Linked DNA regions of Homo sapiens: region 1 is linked to region 2. A link is an interaction called in ENCODE POLR2A ChIA-PET data of the cell type or tissue named here. Cell type or tissue: OCI-LY7. All regions are shown on one strand.

Region 1 (2,500 bases), 78 kb after region 2:
TGCAGAGTTTAACTTCCTCCTGCTTTAAATTAAGGAGGCTGACTCTGATGGAGAATGAAAAGCAGTAGTCTGCTTATTTGTGAGAAACCCCTCTTTGCACAGAAGAGGAAGATTCCCAGCTTTCTGCATTCTCTCCTGAGTTCAGTGTCGGCTCCCTCTGTGACTCCAGAGATCATTTCACATCCCATTGCCTCGTGTTCCTTCTCATTAAGACGGCAGTAACTTCACCAGTTTCCTCCATCACAGGAGCATTATGTGGAATAATTAAGGGTTAATTAATTAATTGGAGAAAAACCACATTAGAGAGATCTTAGAGATTTTTCTACTGAATTTTCTAGGCTTCAGGCAAGGCCACCTCTAAATCAGTTTTAATCAGAAGCATAGGGCCTCAATTTTTCATTACCAGTCACACTTTGAGGTTTAAAATGAACATGAATCTCTAATATAATTTTTTCTAAATCAGATTTTTTCCCCTGCAAGACTGATTTCTAGTATCATATCACTGAGTTAATCAATATAATATCTTATAGTAAATGTAGTAGTTCTATTGTGAATCCATAAAATGACAAGGACTTTTTTCTTTGCTATTTAATATTCTTTATCATTGTTGTTATTATTGCTTATTTATGGTAAATGGAAGAAATTCCGTAGTCCAATATGGATTTGCTTCTTTTCATCTTTTTTCTTCAGAGATAATCTCAGCCAAAACCCAGGACCGTATAACGACAGACGCTCAATGGAAAGTCAATGATTAAAAACAGTCTGCGATCAGCTGCTGATGTGATTATCCAAGTGCTGGTTTTCAAGGGTGCTCATGATGGAGCTGTTTTCCTCTCTGTTTCCCTCCTGGAGCTCACTCTGTTCATGAAAGGTGGGCTAGAGCAGGATATGGAGCCCAATAGGGCTGCGTTAATGGTCTGGCCTCCCCGCTTCTGGGAAAGGTGGCACCAGGTCTAAGTTTGACCTTAGAGTGTCCCCCATTCAAGTGCCTTGAGCCCTCTAGATCACTGTTGCCCCAGAGGTGGCTGAACTTTCACTTCCTCACTGCCTTCTTCTATTCCAAGCAGCACAGGATCTCTGATTTGCCTTCTAGAGGAGGTGAGGCATCCACCACCTTACAGCGCCCCTGCATCCCCTCTTCACAGCCAAAGCAAATTAAATCACTTTGCTTAAAGTAGAAAACCACTAACTCTAGCTCTAAGTGCAGCCTCCACTGTTTTCCAGTGTTCCAAAAATATACTGTTACAGTCCTCAAAGAAACATAGTCCTCTGCTATTCATGAAAAATCAGCTCAATTGTAGTCCATTCATTCAGCTAGTGTCTAGTGATTATTGATATGTAACACTCTACTAACTACTAGGAACAAGAAGACTGCAGTCTGCCTCAGTGAGGTCAAACTTTTAGTGGGGGGAAGTCAGGAGAACAACATGGCAAGGCAAGGATGTGAAGCCCCAATCCCTCTGTGTCAGCGCTTCATAGTAAACCTGAACATTTGGTCAAAGACTGAGTGGACAGGTAGGAGAAGTTTTGGGAGAAGACAAAAGTTCTCTGGAGATTAAATACTCAAAGTCCAAATCTGGGAATACTTAGAGCTCATATTCTTGGGCTAGAAATTCCTGTATTTTTGTTGGATTTAAACAAATTTTGTTGGTAAATTCTTCAGGATAAAGCTGCTTTCTTTTATCCATCTCATATCAAATTTCTTTCTACTAATAATGGAGTGATAAGAGGAGGCTCAGAGATAATCCAACATCTTGGTAATCCAAGAGAAACCTCAGAGATAAACCAACTTCCTCACTCTAAAGGTAAAAAACACTAACTCCCAACCTAAATTATTTGCTCAAAGTCACATTGCTACAAAATGGACTGTGGTTAGAACTCAGTTTCTTATCTAATCTCATGTTGCTTCATAATAAGAAATTACTATGTAATTTATGTTATTTTCCCATTATGTATTTTCTTTAATACTTTCAACTCTGTGTAGAAATCTGTCCAGGTGGATAGATAAACCACATTGATAGAATTAACTAGGTAGGGCATGGTAGCTCACATCTATAATCCCAGCACTTTGTGAGGCTGAGGCAGGCAAATCACTTGAGGTCAGGAGTTTGAGACAAGCCTGGCCAACATGGTGAAACCCCGTCTGTACTAAAAATACAGCAATTAGCTGGGCATGGTGGTGCACACTTGTAATCCCGCTACTTGGGAGCCTGAGGTGGGAGGATCACTTAAATCCAGGAGGCGGAGGTTGCAGTAGGCCAAGATGGTGCCACTGCATTCCAGCCTGAGAGACAAAGTGAGATTCCATCTTAAAAAAAAAAAATTAACGAAAATGTGGCTTGGTAGTTGCAAAATGGCCACAAATTCTTTCCCTCCCTCACTGTTTGAACATATTCTTCACCTTCTGACTTGCTTTGACCAAGGGGACATTAATGAGATGAAGCTAGCTGAGGCCTCAGTGTGCTTAGGATCTGGGGCATACTTTCTGGCTGCCGTTGGA
Region 2 (2,500 bases):
TCTGAATAGACCAATAACAGGATCTGAAATTGAGGCAATGATTAATAGCCTACCAACCAAAAAAAGTCCAGGACCAGACGGATTCACAGCCAAATTCTACCAGAGGTACAAAGAGGAGCTGGTACCATTCCTTCTGAAACTATTCCAATCAACAGAAAAAGAGGGAATCCTCCCTAACTCATTTCATGAGGCCAGCATCATCCTAATACCAAAGCCTGGCAGAGACACAACAACAACAACAAAAAGAATTTTAGACCAATATCCCTGATGAACATCAATGTGAAAATCCTCAATAAAATACTGGCAAAGCGAATCCAGCAGCACATCAAAAAGCTTACCCACCATGATCAAGTTGGCTTCATCCCTGGGATGCAAGGCTGGTTCAACATATGCAAATCAATAAACTCAATCCATCACATAAACAGAACCAATGACAAAAACCACATGATTATCTCAATAGATGCAGAAAAGGCCTATGACAAAATTCAACAGCACTTCATGCTAAAAATTCTCAATAAACTAGGTATTGACGGAACATATCTCAAAATAATAAGAGCTATTTATGACAAACTCACAGACAATATCATACTGAATACGCAAAAACTAGAAGCATTCCCTTCTGGCACGAGACAAGGATGGTCTCTCTAACCACTGCTATTCAACATAGTGTTGGAAGTTCTGGCCAGGGCAGTCAGGCAAGAGAAAGAAATAAAGGGCATTCAATTAGGAAAAGAGGAAGTCAAATTTCCCTGTTCATAGATGACATGATTGTATATTTAGAAAACCCCATTGTCTTAGCCCAAAATCTCCTTAAGCTGATAAGCAACTTCAGCAAAGTCTCAGGATACAAAATCAATGTGCAAAAATCACAAGCATTCCTATACACAAATAACAGACAAACAGAGAGCCAAATCATGAGTGAACTCCCATTCACAATTGCTACAAGGAGAATAAAACACCTAGGAATCCAACTTACAAGGGATGTGAAGGATCTCTTCAAGGAGAACTACAAACCACTGCTCAACGAAATAAAAGAGGACACAAACAAATGGAAGAACATTCCATGCCCATGGATAGAAAGAATCAATATTGTGAAAATGGCCATACTGCCCAAGGTAATTTATAGATTGAATGCCATCCCCATCAAGCTACCAATGACTTTCTTCACAGAATTGGAAAAAAAACTACTTTAAAGTTCATATGGAACTAAAAAAGAGCCCGCATTGCCAAGACAATCCTGAGCCAAAAGAACAAGGCTGGAGGCATCATGCTACCTAACTTCAAACTATACTACAAGGCTACAGTAACCAAAACAGCATAGTACTGGTACCAAAACAGATATATAGACCAATGGAATAGAACAGAGGCCTCAGAGATAACCTCACACATCTACAACTATCTGATCTTTGACAAACCTGACGAAAACAAGAAATGGGGAAAGATCTCCTGTTAATAAATGGTGCTGGGAAAACCGGCTAGCCATGTGTAGAAAACTGAAACTACATCCCTTCCTTACACCTTATACAAAAATTAATTCAAGATAGATTAAATACTTAGATGTTAGACCTACAACCATAAAAACCCTAGAAGGAAACCTAGTCAATACCATTCAGAACATAGGCATGGGCAAGGACTTCATGACTAAAACACCAAAAGCAATGGCAACAAAAGCCAAAATAGACAAATGGGATCTAATTAAACAAAAGAGCTTCTGTACGGCAAAGTAAACTACCATCAGAGTGAACAGGCAACCTACAGAATGGGAGAAAATTTTTGCAATCTACCCATCTGACAAAGGACTAATATCCAGAATCTACAAAGAAATCGAACAAATTTACAAGAAAAAAACAAACAACCCCATCAAAAAGTGGGCAAAGGATATGAACAGACACTTCTTCAAAGAAGACATTTGAAATGCAGCCAACAGACACGTGAAAAATGCTCATCATCACTGGTCATCAGAGAAATGCAAATCGAAACCACAATGAGATACCTTCTCGTGCCAATTAGAATGGCGATAATTAAAAAGTCAGGAAACAACAGATGCTTTAGAGGATGTGGAGAAATAGGAACGCTTTTACACTGTTGGTGGGAGTGTAAACTAGTTCAACCACTGTGGAAGACAGTGTGGCAATTCCTCAAGGATCTAGAAATAGAAATACCATTTAACCCAGCAATCCCATCACTGAGTATATATACCCAAAGGATTATAAATCATGCTGCTATAAAGACACATGCACACATATGTTTAATGCAGCACTATTCACAATAGCAAAGATTTGGAACCAATCCAAATATCCATCAATGATAGACTGGATTAAGAAAATGTGGCACATATACGCCATGGAATACTATGCAGCCATAAAAAAGGATGAGTTCATGTCCTTTGCAGGGATATGGATGAAGCTGGAAACCATCATTCTCAGCAAACTATCACAAAGACAGAAAACCAAACTCATTGTTCTCACCCATAGGTGGGGATTGAACAATGAGAACACTT

Evidence for each region. ChIA-PET counts read pairs that join two places held together with the same protein. Peaks named below come from ENCODE experiments on the same cell type or tissue, not always from the same donor. Only the 100,000 strongest peaks of a DNase experiment are listed, where the experiment ranks them.
Region 1: POLR2A ChIA-PET joins it to region 2 with 6 read pairs; 2 of 35 experiments call an interaction of 5 or more read pairs at or near these places.

Annotation. Positions count from the first base shown.
Region 1 is chr20:16,709,533-16,712,032 of GRCh38, reverse strand. No RefSeq gene overlaps it. Among named protein-coding and RNA genes, the nearest start is that of SNRPB2, 19 kb to the left of the region's middle. In OCI-LY7, no CTCF peak of the experiment used is centred here; a DNase peak (open chromatin) is centred at 1,062; H3K4me3 peaks cover 599 bases; H3K27ac peaks cover 1,142 bases.
Region 2 is chr20:16,788,032-16,790,531 of GRCh38, reverse strand. No RefSeq gene overlaps it. Among named protein-coding and RNA genes, the nearest start is that of OTOR, 41 kb to the right of the region's middle. In OCI-LY7, no CTCF peak of the experiment used is centred here; no DNase peak of the experiment used is centred here.